2 separate regions of the Homo sapiens genome follow, and region 1 is linked to region 2. Evidence: read pairs that join two places in POLR2A ChIA-PET (ENCODE). Cell type or tissue: Panc1. All regions are shown on one strand. Links, peaks and the distances in the headings refer to the core of each region. The heading gives the core; the rest is flanking DNA. Region 1 overlaps IKZF3 (IKAROS family zinc finger 3). Region 2 holds the start of ERBB2 (erb-b2 receptor tyrosine kinase 2).

The links. Peaks named below come from ENCODE experiments on the same cell type or tissue, not always from the same donor. Only the 100,000 strongest peaks of a DNase experiment are listed, where the experiment ranks them.
Region 1: POLR2A ChIA-PET joins it to region 2 with 6 read pairs; 2 of 35 experiments call an interaction of 5 or more read pairs at or near these places.

Annotation. Positions count from the first base shown.
Region 1 is chr17:39,799,982-39,808,879 of GRCh38, reverse strand. All of the region lies in intron 3 of IKZF3 (IKAROS family zinc finger 3), which reads left to right. Among named protein-coding and RNA genes, the nearest start is that of IKZF3, 60 kb to the left of the region's middle. RefSeq lists a silencer at 7,918-8,118. In Panc1, for the core only: no CTCF peak of the experiment used is centred there; no DNase peak of the experiment used is centred there; H3K27me3 peaks cover 1,317 bases.
Region 2 is chr17:39,694,636-39,703,533 of GRCh38, reverse strand. It overlaps ERBB2 (erb-b2 receptor tyrosine kinase 2), which reads right to left and starts at 3,470. Exons shown (of 27, transcript NM_004448.4): 1 at 3,223-3,470. The coding sequence starts at 3,295. RefSeq lists enhancers at 1,487-1,986, 1,987-2,488 and a silencer at 7,084-7,378. In Panc1, for the core only: no CTCF peak of the experiment used is centred there; no DNase peak of the experiment used is centred there; H3K4me3 peaks cover 2,419 bases; H3K27ac peaks cover 1,884 bases.

The DNA.
Region 1 (8,898 bases), core at 634-8,633, 110 kb before region 2:
CACTACTTAATGGTCCATTATTACTCTTTTCATTACTTGGAGCCCAGAACTCTCTCTTGCATTTTTATATGACCTATTCCTTACTTACCATCAGCTTGATTTTCCGGTTCTAGTCCTTCAGGTTGTACTAGTTCTCTCTCTCTCTCAGACTGTAAAGAAAAGATAATTCTTTATTTTCTTATTTTGTCTTACGAGAGAACTCACATTCCTGAATGAACCCTCAGTGAACTTCCCCAGGTGCATTTATATCACTGCTGCTTTGCAGTCCAGAGATAGTGCTCATTAACTAATTAATAACCACAGCCTAGTAAAACACACTAAATTATTAACAGAACAGAAAGTGAGACAGTATGGTCCATAAAAGCACAAAATATAACAAAGAAGTAATATATCCTTATGTATCTGGATCCTTATGAATTTTAGCCCAATTTAGAAAGAGCAAAAATCAGTAGTTAGGTATTTGTCTGAAATCGATAATAAAATAACTAAGTATGGGAAATGTCCAATCAGGCCAACTCTTTTATACTTGATTTTTTAACCTTCCTTTCCTACTGTCAAGTAGCGGGTGCCCTTGTGTTTTTCAACAAGCTAATTCTTGTTAATTTTGTTGAAAGGGAATGAAATCAGTTGTACAGGAACAAAAGGAGTTAAAAATAGTCTTCTGAGCATTTGTCATATGGAAGTAATCATAGCTCAGAAACTATACTTACCATGATGCTTCTTGTAATCATTGGTGAATGGGTAGCTAAACATTCCCATTTTGAGACAGAGTCAGTATCAGAGTCAGTATCAGAGCTATCAATTTTATTTTGTTTTGTTTATCTGTATAGATTTCTTTTTAAAACAGCTTTAATGTGGTTATAATTTACATACTTTAAATGTTCAATTCAATGACTTTTCTAGTAAATTTACAGAGCTGTACAACTACCACCATGTTTTAGAACATTTCCATCACCCTAAAAAACCCTTTGTACTTGTTTGTAGTTGATCCCCATTCTTGCCTGCAGCCTCAGGCAACCACTAATTATTTCTGTCTCTAAAGATTTACTGTTTCTGGGTATTTCATATAAATGGAATAATACCATATGTAATATTTTGTTTCTGGCTTCTTTTACTTAGCATAATGTTTTTGAAGTTCATCTATGTTGCTGCATGTATCAGTAGTTTGTTTCTTTTATTTCTTTTTTCTTAAAATTTTTGAGATGGGATCTCACTGTGTTGCCTAGGCTGGTCTCAAACTCCTGGGCTCAAGTGATCCTCCCACCTCAGCCGCCCGAGTAGCTGGAAACATATAGAGGCCCCGTCTCTACAAAAAAAAAAAAAAAAAAAAAAAAATTTAAATAGTCCCAGCTACTCAGGAGACTGAGGTGGGAGGATTGCTTGAGCCTAGGAGGTCGAGGCTGCCTAGTGAGCCATGATCATGCCGCTGCACTCCAGCCTGGGTGACAGTGAGACTCTGTCAAAAAAAAAAAAAAAAAGAATATCATTGTATTTATATAGTACATTTTGATTATCAATTCACTGTTTGGTGGACATTCAATTGTTTGCATTTTTTAGCTTCTATGAACATTTATGTACAAGTCTTTATGTGGACATAGGTTATCACTGCTTTTGAGCAGATACCTAGAATTGTTGGCTTGTATGGTAAATTTATGTTTAATTTTATAAGAAACTACCCCTATATTAGTTATTGATTGCTGTGTGACAAATGACCCCAAACCCTAGCAACTTAAAACATATTATCTCAGGAATACAGGCACAGCATATCTGGGTCCTCTGCTTCAGTCTCTCCCAAGGCTGCTAACAAGATACTGACCTGAACTGTGGTCTCATCTAAAGACTTGACTAGGGAAGGATCAGTTTCCAAGCTCACTCATGTGGTTGTTGTCAGGATTCAGTTCCTGAAGGCTGTTAGACTGAAGGCCTCGTTTCTTCACTGGAGGTTGGCCAGACACTGCCTTCAGCTCCTTGCTCTCCAGCTTACTTCATCTGAGAAGCTTGCAAGAAACACCACAGAGAGAAAGAGAGAGAGAGATGGAAGTCACAGTCTTTTATAACCTAAACACAGAAGAGACACCTTCCATCACTTTTCCATGTTTTTTTCATTAGAAGCAATCACCTAGGTCCAGCCCACACTGGAGGGGAATATTACACAAGGGTGTGAATGCTAGGAGCCGTTTTAGAAGGCTGCCCACCATACTGCCAAACTGTTTTCCAAAATGACTGTATCATTTTACACTCCCACCAGCAACGGATGAGGGTTCCATTTTCTTCACATCCTTGCCAGCGCTCTTTATTGTGTCTTTTTTATAGTAGCCATTCTAGCAGGTGTGAAGTGGAATCTCATTATGGTTTTAATTCACACTTCTCTAATGACTGAGGATGATGAGCATCTTTTCATTGGTCTGTTGTCCATTCATATAATTTCCTGGTGAAATGTTAATTCACATCTTTTGTGCGTTTTAAAAATTTTATTTATTACCTTAGAAAAGCTAAAGACTACTTTCGTGCATTTTAAAATTGGATTATTTGTCTTACTGAGTTGCAGGATATTTTCATTTATGAATCATGTTTTCAGTGCTGTATCTAAGAAATCTTTGCCTGTCTCAAGGTCATGAACATATTATGTGCCAGCTACTATGCTACGCCTATATATACATTATTTTGCTTAATTTCATTACTGTAACAGCCCTATTAGGTATAGATATTATCATTACTGCAACACAAATGAGAAAATTCACGGAAGTCAAATTACTTGCTGAGGTCACACAGCTAGTTAGTACAACTTGAACCTGGGTTCTGTCTTACTCCAAAGCCCATGCTCTTTTATCAGAAACTTAAAAAAAAAGAAGTCATTCAACTCTATTTTCAGTGGAAAAAAATAAGTTAAATACCATATTGTTCCTTCCCTGTAATTACCAATACCCATCCAATATTACTTGAATATTGTTAGTAGAAACCTCTCTGTGATCATTAGAAGCTGCTGTTTGAAATAGAAAGGACATAGATTGCAGTTTGTTGGCCAGATTCTATTCTAGTTTTATTCTGCCAGACAATATTCCCTCTGCAGTTTCCAGTAGAGCTAGGATGCATCTTTGCTTGCAGCCTTGAAGTATGTTACTGGGCAGCTGTTAAGCAGTTGTTACACTTTATCCCCAGGGATGAACATGTTCCAGTGACAAGATAGCTCATTCCCTTGTGTGCTTTTAATGTTGTACATTCACCCAGGAGAAGTCAGTGCTGAGTTTCTTCTATTATTTCTCAGTGCTCTAATTCCATTATTTGAGAACCAGGGAAGAAGGAAGGGAAGAACCAGAGATGGGTAAAAGTCTAAATAATATGTTACAGATGGTAAATGTTAATTTTTATTTTGTATTTTAATGTAATGCTAAAAAGAACAAGAGTCTTCTAATTCTTAATCCTTATACTCATTTCCTTCTCATCCAAGAATCCTTTATACGCTTTGGGTCTGATTGTTATACCTTGAGTTAGAAATAACAATTTATTTTTTCCCTCTGTCTTCGGCTAATATGCTAGCTTTAGGCAAAATTGCAATCTGTACAATTTTTAAAAACACTGTCAACCCTAATTTTGTACTTGAAGCAAATAATAGTATAGTTGTTCACGCTTTCCTTTCCTCCTTCTTATCTTCTTTCCTTCCTTACTTCCTTGTTTGTTTGGTAAGTAGTCACTGAGCTCTGTATCAGTGCTAAATGTTGATAGAAGCAGCATAATATACAGACGTTGACATCAAACAGCCACTATGTAGAGAGGACAACGGGGAATATTATAGGAAAAGCGGAGAAGAAATGGGAGAGATAAGGAGCTTGTTTGCAACTTGTTGAGTGTGAGATAAGTGTTGGAAATTCAGGAAGTGATTGTACATGTCAGGAAGTATATGTCTATGGCTTTCCAGGTCTACCGGAAATAAAAATTTGAGAGTCAACAGCAATAAAAACTTGGATCAGGAGACAGAGTATGTAAAGTGAAAAGGCAAAAGTTTCAAGAAATAGGCCCTAGGAAATAATTCACATCTAGGAGATAGAGAAAGAGGAATAAACAGAGGATATAAGTAAATAAGTGAGGTAGGAGTAGGACCAGCAAAGAATAAGCCAAGGAAAGAGATTTAAAAAGCAGGGACTGGCCAGTGGCATCCTATTGCAAAATGGTGGAGCAGGAAGGGCAGAAGCCAGACCACAATGGGCAAAGAAGTCAACTAGATGACTGGCTATCACTGTGGGCCATGGACCTTATTCTGATGCATTAAGAGAAACTACATACTGCATGACAGCATCAGAATCTTGTAGACAAGTTAGGGGTCTATTGTGATCTACTACTTCTTCTCTGCCTGGCCTAGTTATCATCACTAAATTGGTTCAGGCTGCCCAAGAAGTTCATTCATTCATTCATTCAATTTCTTTTTTTTTTTTTTTTGAGACAGAGTCTCGCTCTCACCCAGGCTGGAGTGCAGTGGAGCTATCTTGGCTCACTGCAACCTCTGCCTCCTGGGTTCAAGCGATTCTCTTGCCTCAGCCTCCTGAGTAGCTGGGATTACAGGCGCGTGCCACTATGCCCAGCTAATGTTTTGTATTTTTAGTAGAGACAGGGATTCACCATGTCAGCCAGGCTGGTCTCGAACTGCTGGCCTCAAATAATCTGCCCGCCTTGGCCTCCCAAAGTGCTGGAGTGTTGGGATTACAGGCATGAGCCACCACACCCGGCCCATTCATTCAATTTCTAAAGTAACGAGGCCCTTGTTAGGTTCTGGGGACACAAATATTATTTAAACCTGGTCCCCACCTTGAAAATACTCCTAGTCTATATGGGAGATAAATACACTAATTGTGATATAACACAAAACATGCTATATACACCAAGAACTACTTATGCTCTGGATATAGAAGACTTTTTCATTCCTTCCTTTACCTGTGACCCTGAGTTTGGTATTGTGACAGTCAGAATGTTTTTTAGCCAATTGTATTTGGATGACAGTTTTTGAATTTTACTAAGAATTGTATTTTAACATGCTTTAAACTTTTTCATTCCTGTTTTTAAAAAAGATAGAGTGGCTGGGCGCGGTGGCTCACGCCTGTAATCCTAGCACTTTGGGAGGCCGAGGTGGGCGGATCATCTGAGGTCCAGAGTTCGAGACCAGCCTGACCAACATGGAGAAACCCTGCCTCTACTAAAAATGCAAAATTAGCAGGGCATGGTGGTACATGCCTGTAATCCCAGCTACTCCGGAGGCTGAGGCAGGAGAATGGCTTGAACCCGGGAGGTGGAGGTTGCTGTGAGCCGAGATCGCGCCATTGCACTCCAGCCTGGGCAACAAGAGCGAAACTCTGTCTCAAAAAAAAAAAAAAAAGATAGAGTGAATATTCTATGCAAGGGAATTTTGAATGAAAAAGGAAGTTTTTTTTCTTTCGGATTTACAAATGAAGTTTCTACCAGGTAACTACTTTAGTCTATGCTTGTTTAGGCAACATCTAAAACTTCAGCCTCTTTAAATGTATTTCATCCATTGTTTTTTGATGGGTAGCAGTTATTTCTCAAAAATATAAATACAAAAGAGTTTAATACATAGATGAAAATAATCAATAGAAAAAGTAATTGTTATAATGGGCAGAAATGAAACAATATACTTGTAGACTCTTTATAGTTTAGAAAGACCTTTCATACATCATGGCCTTCAGTCCTCACAATTCTAGATAAAGAATTATACCTGGCCCCATGACATTTGAAGAGCTTAGCCCAGCTGAGCAGCTGGAACCTTACCTACTGCTGATGTATAGTGTATTTCTGTTGTAAAAGTAGTAAATCTCCTCTTCTTCTAATGGGGAAGCAAAGAATTGCACTGAAATTATTAAGCAAAATTATTTTTATTATTATGCCCATGAATGAGCTATTTGATAGTCAGATAAGGCAAAAATTAATGTTATTAGTAAAATTGAGGGTAGTTCCTTTGCAAATGAAACTTTTTACATGCTAATGCTCTTGTGTTTGAAGTGATGTGATTTACTGATGGCCAGTTTAGATTCTTTTTTTTTTTTTTTTTTGAGACAGGTCTCATTCTGTTGCCCAGGCTGGCTGGAGTACAGTGGCATGATCACAGCTCACTGCAGCCTGGACCTCTCCAGGCTCAGGTGATCCTCCCTTCTCAGCCTCTTGAGTAGTTGGGACTACAGGCATGCTGTATTCCCAGCTATTCCCAGGTATTCTACCATACCTGGCTATTTTCTCATGACTTTAATTTTTTTTCTTTTTTTTTTTTTTGAGACAGGGTCTCGCTCTGTCTCCCAGGCTAGAGTGCAATGGCATGAACACAGCTCACTGCAGCCTTGACCTCCTGAGTTCAAGGGAATCTCCTGCCTTAGCCTCCTATGTAGCTGGGACAACAGGCACACACTACCACATCCGGCTAATTTTTTGATTTTTTGTAGAGACAGGGTCTTACTTTGTTGCCTAGGCTGGTCTCAAACTTCTGGGCCCAAGCGATCCTCCCACCTCTGCCTCCTGAAGTGCTGGAGTTACAGATGTAAGCTATTGCACCTGGCCAAAAATGTATTTCAATGAGAACTTAAATCTATAGAATTTTATCCAAACCTGTATTGAGATATCAGTATTTCATCTCTCTTTTTTTTTTTTTTTTTTTTTTTTTGAGATGGAGTCTCACTCTGTCACCCAGGCTGGAGTGCAGTGGTGCGATCTTGGCTCACTGCAAGCTCCGCCTCCCGGGTTCACAGCATTCTCCTGCCTCAGCCTCCCGAGTAGCTGGGACTACAGGTGCCCGTCACCATGCCCGGCTAATTTTTTATATTTTTAGTAGAGACAGGGTTTCACCATGTCTTGATGGTCTTGATCTCCTGATCTCGTGATCCGCCTGCCTCAGCCTCCCAAAGTGCTGGGATTACAGGCGTGAACCACTGCGCCCTGCCAGTATTTCATCTCTTGTTAGCCTGATTTACCTTTTCCAGTTTTTTCCTAATTTAAAAATAGGCATTTTCAAAATTAACAGACGTCCATTATTTTAAATTTTAAAAGAGAAAAAAAGAAAACATAATAGATTTTATAAATCAATGACCAAAAGTTTAGTTTGCATTGAAGCTTTATAATTTTACTGGTTAGCAAATATTAAAACTTTCCTTACTCTTTAGTTCTAAAAATATCATCGGTTTCTCTCTCTCATTACTTTACATGCAAAAATGTAAATTAGAAAATGAAAATGACCCATCGTTTCAGTGTTCTTCTTCCTAATACAAAGAGGTCATTGTGGGAGAGAAGTATAGACATTAATTTTATAAGGAAAACTGTTCTAGTTCATCTGTTTGTGCTAGATTGGGCGACAGTAACAAACTTTGTAGACTGAATACCTACAATACATATATTTCCCATTTTGCTCTTTAGTGCTTCAAGCTTCTAAATCCTATTAACAGCTGTCAAAACCTGGTAAACTATTTAGATGCTTTCACAATTTGTTTAATTGGATAGTTAGAAAATGGCGTGCTAGAAAAGCCCCCCCCCACCCCCTTTCTTTTAGCCTGGCTGAACATCTGTAGCATTAGGGCCTCATTATCTCTGAATTGGCATAGCAAATCAGTGGCATCATTAAAATGCCACATTAAGATGATTAAGCTTCTTTGTTATCCAGTTGACTTTTGCATTTGCTGAAGATTTCATGGTTATGACCCCCGATCCTTGTAAAACACTTAAATAACATCACCCTTTTGTGCCTTCCCTAACAGCCTCTATCTTGTTTTGTCCCTTCTCACAATATCTCCGGCAGACCTGAGGATATTACTTCCAACTTTGTCCTTCGTAGAGTTGGATTCTGAGATCTCATAGTTTAAGGTGGAAATTCAGAATCTCTTTTTTCCACTGGGAAATTCCTAGTATCAACATGCTCTCCAAGATACCCAAGTTGTCTATTCTGTTTGCCATCTTTGATAGGTTCTTCTCTCCAACTGAGCATTTTATGTGCCTGTAAAAACAAACTGAGGCACAGTTGGCTGAGACTGCTATTGCCCCTGAAGGATTTAGATGTTGGATCCTTTCCAGGACCCATTGTTTTTGCAGTGTCTCAGGTGAAACCAAAAATGTCTGCTCTGGAGTACAAGCCTTTCATGTGATAACCATCACCCCAGGAAATGAAACCATGTGCATCAGCCCCAGTGAGCCAAACCTTTGTTCTCTTCAGCCTACAAAATTCTCTCTGGGGTGTGTGTGTGTGTTCGTGTGTGTCATCTTCCTAAGAGGCCTGAAAACATAGACAAAGATGGGAGCAATTGTACCCTAGAGTAGCTCCTTTAGAAAGTTTAGTTTAATCTAATTTCCTATGGGTTAGATTCAATTTAGACATCTTTTCCCTGCCTCTGGGAATGTATAGCAATTACCTTTATCAGCAATTTGTGGTTTGGTATATTCTTTTCTCCACAAGTTCAGTTATAAAAAAGGTATTCAGGAAGCCTTTAACTTTTTTTATTATAAAATAGATCATATGTACAAAAAGGCAAGTATAATTACATGTATAGATTAAAGAATAATAAGAAAACATCCATACACCCACCACCTGACTTAAGAAATAAACTTTCACCAGTGTCTATGAGGCTTCTTGATAGTCTTCTAAGTGTCAACTTAAGATGTATGTCTAAGAAACCTGATATATATTATAAGAAGATTAGAATTTACAAAACCAAAACATGAGATTATTCATACTATAAAAGGTTTATTCACTTTACAAAAGACTTCAGGATACTATCAGGCAGTTCCCCAAATATATTCAAGTATTTGTTGCCAGGTCTTTAAGATTTTCTGCCTTTATTAAATGAACGGGTGTTGCCAGTCACTGACAACTGAAATCAGGGCAAAATAAACATTTCTGAATGTAGAATGTTAATCAGC
Region 2 (8,898 bases), core at 330-8,329:
CGCAGCCATCTGTAAACATGACGAGGCTTTGTAAACAGAACTGGGACAACACAAACATTCGCTAGAATAATTCTCCCACTCCTTGAAAGAGTACACATCCCTTACCCCACCTCGGCTCTCTTCCCAGGGGGAGGATGGGTGGCCAAACATAAGATGGAGATGTCACTCTAGAGGGGCTTCTCACAGGTGGAGGGCAGGGAAGGAATCTCTTTCCAGATCATTCCATCACCCAAGGACAGGCACAACTACCCTGGGCCCCACCCCAGCCCTCCCAGCCGCAGCCCCACACTGGCCCCTCACGCTGACACTTCAGCTGTCTCTCTCACCCACAGCCCTGTGTGTCAACGTGGCCTCTGTCCCCTCCTGCCCGCAGCCCCCTGTCATGCTGGTAGGGCCCAAAAGGAAGACAGGCATTGGCTGGACAGGAAGGGAGAGGACTCTGAAGTCAAGAGGGAACCTCAGGGCCCCCAGCTCAGCTCCACTTTCTACAGCCTAGAGAAGTGGATGGAAAGGTCATTCGCCTGAACAAGAGGAGCGCTTCTCCTCCCATCTGGCCACCTGCCTGCCCCTAAGGCTTTGTTCAACCCATTATTGTTGGCTGGAATAAGACTCTAACCACCTCTTAATGCCTCCTCTTCAGAGTCCAAAAATTCCCTGGACATTACTGGGTAGCTGGGAGCCTTGGATAAGTTGCTTCATTTCTCTGAACTTCCATTTTCTCATCTGTGCACCTACTTCACAGGACTGTCACAGAGATTAAATGAAAGCATGGATAAAAACCTAGCATATAGGAAGTACACCGTACATTTCTTAAAAGTTAAGACAAGACAGGTTCATACAGCAGGAATATGGGTAATCCCAAACCACGAGAAAATTAAACATGCTTTGTGTTTGACTTTGGAATGCCACGTATTTTTTCTTTTTACATTTGATCCCTATCTTTTCAATTGTTTTTTTCTTGACAAATAAAATGAGTACTTTCCCCAAGTATAGTAAAGAGAGGAGGCTGTTGGAAGAATCATACTGGAATTAAAATATGAAGGAGTTCTGCAAGATTAAAAGGATGTATTTGCTGCAATTTGTAAAACCCATACCTCTAAGAAAGGATTTCAGAAAAATCCTGACCCCTCTGGGGCTCCCCCTAGGCCTCCCCTTCCCCCACATTCCTGCCCCAGACCTCACCCCTTGGGTAAAATCTGGGTGCTGGAGGCAGCTGGGTGGTATACTTTTTTTCTGAAACGGAGTCTCACACTGTCACCCAGGCTGGAGAGCATTTGCAATCACAGCTCACTGCAAGCCTCAACTTCCTGGGCTCAGGTGATCCTCCTGCCTCAGCCTCCGGAGTAGCTGGGACTACAGGCACGTGTAATCACATCCAACTAATTTTTGTATTTTTTGTACAGAGTTTTGCCTTGTTGCCCAGGCTGTGCAATGACTTTTTAACTAACTCCTGCACAACACAATCAATAGTGCAGGTTGAGGGGTGAGGACATGAGGAGGCCCCATCCAGAGAACCCAGCCCTCAAATCCAGCTCTGCAGCAACTGCCATTCCCTGATCAACTCCCAGCCCAAGGTGAGGAAGGGCAGCAGCTCAGCCTGACAGCTCAGTATGGCCTCACCCTTCTCATCAGAAGATGAGAGGTGAAGATGCTTGTCTGGGAAACAGGGAGGGCAAGGATGTACTCCCTGGAAGAGAGGAACCTTCTTCCTCAGCAAGAAGGCGTGGCCATAGAAGGCTACCTCCCTCTGTTTATGGCAGATCTGGCCCAGCACCTTAAGGGAGTTCCTGCAGAGGACAGAGTTCAGCCTGTGTCCCCAAGTCAGCAGAGAGACTGCTGTTTGGCAACACAAAGCCCAGACACACAAATACAAAGACCACACAACTGAGGAACACCCTGGCGTAGACCTGCAGAGATAACACGGCCATGCACTCACTCACAGAGGGCCCCTCGGGCAACACACAGCCACGATGACACCCACTCCCTCCCCAGACCCTCTGACCTATGGAGACCACCCACGACTCCCAGAACACTTTCATTTTGTCTCCCCTGCAGCCCAGTGACTCAGGGAGCAGTGTCCCTCATTGCTCCAGGTGCACTCATCCATATAGCGATTTCGAATGCATGGTTGGGGGTCGCACTGCCTGGGGTCCCATCTTGACCCCACCACTTACTAGCTGCTACTCAACCTCTGGACTGCTACTCAGTCCAGAATGCTGGCAGAACTTCCACTATAGGGGTGTTCTAGGATTAAAGGAGAATGCATGCAAAACACCACAAACAGTTCCTGGCAGAGTATACCTGGCCCAGGCTATATGTTAGCTTTTATGATTAATGCACACAGGTGGACAGATGGGTCAGGATACACACTGCCCCCACTCACCCTTCCCCACGCACAGCACCAAGGAAAAGGCAGCAGAACAACGCAGCCCTCCCTAGGCTCCCATCTGGCCTTATTTCTTAGCTTCCTTCTCTGGGAACTCTCCCACTTTACACCCCAAGAAACCCACCCCCACCCCTCCATGGTCCACGCGCTCCAAAAGTCACAGAGCACAGTCCCTAAGCTGGCCCCAAGAATCTGTTCAAAGCAAACGTCTCCCCCGCCCCCAACCCAGACCCCAGCAAGAGGCCACCCTCCGGGCCACCCTTTCCTCCCCGGCTCTGGTTGGGACAGGTTGCTATGCCACCCTCCACTCCACCACACACACACACACCCGACCCCGCCAGAAGCAGGAGCAACCAAACCAAAATCGTCTGAAGGGGAGCGGGGAGGGGCTGGAGGAGGGGCAGGGCAGAGGACCCCCCCAAGGAATCCAGCCCAGGCCAGTCCGGAGGCGGAGGCTGCCAACTGGAAAGGCTTTGAGAAAGCTTGAGGGGGCTCAAGAAGGGGGGAAACGCGCGCGCGCGCTCTACGCAATACACCCTTTGCGGGAAAACTTTCTGAACAATTTCAGAGAACTTCTTTGACAAGTTCCCGGAGCCCCTCGGAGCCTGGAAAGCGCCAGTCTCTTGGATGGGCCATCTCGAGCCGCTGCCGTGTAACTGCCCCCTCCCGCCCGAGGGCCCCAGGGCCCGGCTGCCCTGAGCGTCTCGACTGTCCACAACTTCGGGATAGGAGAGCTCGTCCGGGCCCCTCTGGCCCCGCCGGCCGCGGGACCTCGGCGGGGCATCCACAGGGCAGGGTCCCGCCGCTGCTCCGTCCCCTCCCCACACCAGACCCACCTTGGGTGCTCGCGGCTCCGGGGGGCAAGAGGGCGAGGAGGAGCCCCCAGCGGCACAAGGCCGCCAGCTCCATGGTGCTCACTGCGGCTCCGGCCCCATGGCTCCGGCTGGACCCGGCTGGGAGGGCGCGGGGCGCGGGGTGCTGCGAGGGGTGGGGGCCGGGCGCGCGGCGCAGTAAAGGGCCCCGTGGGAAGGGGCGCGCGGCTGCCCGGGGGGCTCCCCTGGTTTCTCCGGTCCCAATGGAGGGGAATCTCAGCTTCACAACTTCATTCTTATACTTCCTCAAGCAGCCCTCCTCCTCCACCTCCTCCTTCTCCTGTGATTGGGAGCAAGCGCGCTCCCAGCTCGCCCCCTCCAACTGCATTCCAACAAGTCTGGGAGTGGCAACTCCCAGCTTCACTTTCTCCCTCTCTTCGCGCAGGCCTGGGTGCGTCCCTCCTAGCGCCGGGACGCCTGGGTTGCCTGCAGCCGTTCTCACACTTTTCCTCGGAGAATCCCTAAATGCAGAGGCTGGTGACTCTGCCCCCTCCCCCGGAGTCCGGGATAAATTCCCTAGGCTGCCACTCTTAACACCCTTTTAAGTCTCAGGTTTTATCTTAAACTTTCCTGGGGAGCTTGCATCCTACTCCATCCCAAGCCTATTTGTTTTAATATCAAATAATGGTTTTCCCACCACATCCTCTAGTAAAATTGATAGTCAAGGAGGGGGATGTGTTGTGTTTACCTTGTGGCTTCCAGGACCCCCGGGGCATATCTTCTGGAATCTTTGAAGTATCTGAAAAGCATGATCTTAAGAGGGTCTACAAATTTGGGAGGAGACAGTCACATCGAAAGGACTTTTTTTTTTTTTTAAACGAACTTTTGCTCTTGTTGCCCAGGCTGGAGAGCAATGGCGCGATCTCTGCTCACCACAACCTCTGCCTCCCTGGTTCAAGTGATTCTCCTGCCTCAGCCTCCCGAGCAGCTGGGATTACAGGCATGTGCCACCATGACCAGCTAATTTTTTGTATTTTTAGTAAAGACAGGGTTTCTCCACGTTGGTGAGGCTGGTCTTGAACTCCCAACCTCAGGTGATCCTCCCGCCTCAGCCTCCCAAAGTGCTGGAATTACAACCACGAGCAACTGCACCCAGCCCAAAAAGACTTCTATCTCAATTCTTCAAAATGCACCCTTCTTGCTTATTTAAGGAGGCACCCAGCACCCAATGCATTCAAGGTTTCTTCTTTGCCCCTTGCCTTCTATTAGCCTGCTTAATTCCACTTCTCAACCACATTCTATTTGGAGCCCCTGACCCTATTCCTTAGGCCTAGTGGTAGGGGTGGGGATGGAAGGAAGACTTTTTTTTTTTTTTTTAATTTCAACAAGATATTGCATGGGACATATTTATACTAACAAATTATTCATTGTTTATCTGAAATTCAAATTTAACTGGGCCTCCTTATTTTTATGTGCTAAATTTGGCAGTTCTAGTTGGAATGCCCCAGCCAAGAATGCAGCTATACTGGTCAAGAAGGGATCAAAGGCACCTATCAGGGACTGGAGAATGAAGGACACCAGCATCTCTTTCTCTCTTCCCTCCCCCCCATCTCCCACACCTCTTTACAGGTATACACTTGCATTTCTAAACTTGCTTCCATGTGCTGAGCACACTTAAAGCAGGCACCTCTTGTGGGACAGGTTGCTATGCCATCCTAGGGAGTTGAGAAACAGGGGCCTCTGGGACCAAGAGGACCTGGGTTCAAATCTTGAATCTGGCCAGTCGCGGTGGCTCACACCTGTAATTCCAGCACTTTGGGAGGCCGAGGCAGGCAGATCACGAGGTCAGGAGATCGAGACCATCCTGGCTAACACGGTGAAACCCTGTCTCTGCTAAAAATACAAAAAATTAGCCAGGTGTGGTGGCGGGTGCCTGTAGTCCCAGCTACTCAGGAGGCTGAGGCAGGAGAATGGCGTGAACCTGGGAGGCAGAGCTTGCAGTGAGCTGAGATTGCGCCTCTGCACTCCAGCCTGGGAGACAGAGTGAGACTCCGTGTCAAAAAAAAAAAAAAAAATCTTGACTCTATTCCATATCAGTCATGTCACCTTGGGCAAGTGACTGAGCATCTCTGGTCTCAGTTGGCTCATCTGTAAAACAGCATCTGACATACTATGCTGGGGTTAAAGGAGATAATGCTCTGGAAGCACTCAGCGCAATACTTGGCACATAATAATTGCTCAATAAATGGTCCCAGATTTAGTTATACTGGGGCAGATCTAGGTTTTGTGGGGCCTGAAGCTTATATAATTTGGGAAACTCTCTTTAAGAAAGTAATACAAAGTTGGCCGAGTATGGCGGCTCATGCCTGTAATCCCAGCACTTTGGGAGGCCAAGACAGGCAGATCACGAGGTCAGGAGTTCGAGACCAGCCTGGCCAACATGACAAAACCCCATCTCTACTAAAAGTACAAAAATTAACTAGGTGTGGTGGCAGGCACCTGTAATCCCAGCTACTCGGGAGGCTGAGGCAGGAGAATTGCTTGAACTCAGAGGGCAGAGGTTGCAGTGAGCTGAGATCTTGCCACTGCACTCCAGCCTGGGTGACAGAGTAAGACTCCATTGAAAGAAAGAAAGAGAGCAAGAGAGAGAAAGGAATTGAACAGAAAAAGACCCTAGCACGGCTGGGTGCGGTGGCTCATGCCTGTAATTGCAGCACTTTGGGAGGCCAAGGCAGGTGGATCACCTGAGGTCGGGAGTTTGGTACCAGCCTGACCAACATGGAGAAACCCTGTCTCTACTAAAAACACAAAATTAGCCGGGCATGGTGGCGCATGCCTGTAATCCCAGCTACTCGGGAAGGCTGAGGCAGGTGAATCGCTTGAACCTGGGAAGCGGAGGTTGCGGTGAGCCAAGATCGCGCCATTGTACTCCAGCCTGGGCAACAAGAGCGAAACTCTGTCTCAAAAAAAAAAAAAAAAAACAAAACAAAAAAACAACCCTAGCACATTCATATAGTAAGGATAAGGTGGAGTTTTGTACAGGTATCCAGAGTGATAATGTAAAATTAACTTATTCCTTGGACCGCTGTCACAAACATTCGAGAAATATTGCTGTGTATGGAACACAGCAGCCCTTCTGGATGGCCATCAATATCCCTATTTTCTCTTGAGCTGGTGTTAGGGTTAGGGTGAGGATCAGGGGAACTGAGGTAAGCAATTTGCCCAGGATGTCTTAGGGCTAGAGAGAAAAGTTGGGCATGTATCAAAACTGACCCCTTACTCTCACCCCATCATCCAGCCCAGGACCTGGTCAACCTGCCTCTCAGTCCTGCAGCTTACAGCCCTGCGGGAAGAGGATGCGCTGACCTGGCTCCAGGAGTCACTGGTTCATCACACCACACCTTGGAGGGCTTGCACCTGGATGAGTGTGCAGGCAGCCTTAGAGGCCATCGGGATGTTAGGATCAGGGTTAGAGGTGTCCTTTCTCCCCAGGCCCCACCCCTGCCCTGCTGTTGTGTCCGGAAAGGTTAGTCCAGTCAGGAAAGCTACTGTGGACGCCATGCTTCATTGGACCCTACTCTGTGCCACTCTGACCTACAGCCACGTTCCTCAGAACACTGAGTCCCCAAGACTCCAGAGGAGGCAGGTGTTATCATTCCCCATTTTGCAGAAGAGGAACCTTGAGCCTTGAGATTCCACGAGCTAAAGGAACTTTCCCAAGGTCACAGAGCTGAGCTGGGAACTGAGCCATGGCAGATTTGGCTTCACCCATTACCCTCAAGAGCCCCAGTCAAGGGTACCAAGAGGGGAGACAGAGGAAAGAAGTCCAGGTAACTGTAGGTCCCTCCCTCTACAAAGATCCTGCTTCCCCCCTTCACTCTCCACCCCCCCGCCCAAGCAAACCCATCCTCTCTGCATCCCAAATCCCAGGAAGAAACCCGGACTGGCAGACAATGCCCAGTCCCGGTGGGCGGTAGAGAGGGTGGAGCAAGCTGGAGAGGGGGCTGGAGTGGGGATGGGGGGAGGAGCTGGGGTCAGAACTCACGCCCTGGGGAGGAGGCTCGAGAGGGGCCGAGCCTCTGAAAAAGAATGAGCCCATTCAGAGCTGGGAAGCCAGAGGAAAAAACCTCGTCTGGTGTCTGACAAGAGGAGAGGAAGGGGGGCAGGGGTGGGCGCTGCTGATTCGATTTCCTCCTTAACTGTCCCTCCAGCAGGGCCTGGCAGGAGAGCCCAGGAAAGAGGATGTCTGAGGGACAAAGACAGCGAGGGGGACCCTCAGGGAAGGGAAAGGGGTGCTGGTGAGAGGGGTCTAGCTAGGGGGCTGGGGAGAGGGAGTGGGAACAGAGTGGGGCTGACTGCGGGACAGAGGGCAGCAAACTCAGATCAGGGCAGATGCGTGTGTTTTGCCCAAGACCCCAGCCTGTGGGCAGTGGAGTGACCACTGACACTGAAGAGGCAGGACAGGGCTCTAGCTTCCGAGGGTGACCTCTAAGTCAACAGGCTGGGGCTGCAACCAGCGGCCTGTGAAATGCCAGTCAATCATTGACCAGCCATGGAGACTGGGGGGCACAGGAGACGTGTGTGTGTGTGTGTGTGTGTGTGTGTGTGTGTGTGTGTGTGTGTGTGTGTGTATGCATGCACCAAAGTCTCCTCCCTCTACCTACTTCACCAGCCAGCTTGGGGTCAGAGGACTGAAAACAAACAGAAATCGGGAGGAGTCGTCTGGTCCACAGTCCGATGTCCAGGCCACAAACTGAGGCCTACCCCACAGTGCCTTGAGGCTGAGGCACAGGTTGCTGGGGAAGTGACTGTAGGAATTAGTTCATTGGAAAGAGTTCCTCAGAGTAGGCTTGAGGTGTCCCTTTGGGCCAAAGGAGGATAACTTAGAAGCTTCTGATAGGAAAATTGGTCCTTCCTAGGGGTGGCCCTTGATGAGCACTTGTATCCTAACCATGGGGAGGCCACTCCCTGAGCCCAGGATTAGCCCTAGTCTCCAGGACAGCAAAGGGGCAGAGCCAAGCTTGCCAGACACTCTGACCCTGGGCCCCTCTTACCCACATCTCAGGAATGCAGGCCCAGGCCCCAGGAGTAGCTTTTATCTCTCCCCAGGCTGCTCTGCTGAAACAAAAAGCACTCTTCTGTCCTGCGACTCACCTCACTTTTGTGCATGTCCACAACAGTACATGTCACTCTCATCACTGCCTGCGCAGGCATGGCTGCCAGGGTCTGAGTCTCTGTGCTGCACTGCGTTTGTCCTGGCCATTCTACTGGTGCCCCCGTTTTATCTGTGACTCTTTGCTCAGGGAGTAGCTTTGCATGTGGTCTTGAATATAGCTTTGCTTTGCCACCTGAAATAGAAGAGTTGGACAGAATGGTTCCTGGTCACAATATTTTCGGATTTGGTATAGGGACAGTGACCCCTTCAACCCCCATACTTGTCCCTTGAAAGCCCCACTGAGCCATCCTTCTCCTGGATTCTGGATTCCTTGTTTCAGGAGCACTAAGTCTTCCTGCCCGCTTCATTCCACTGATCCACTGGGCCTTTCAGGACATCACTTGCTCACTCGACTTGCTGCTGGAGGTATAGACCACTGGGGTATGAATGAGGGCATTCTTGCCTCTGACTTTTGGTCCAAGGAAGAGGAGACGAGGAACCTTTGAGAAGCATACAACTATGGCAATCACAAAGTCTTGATTTCA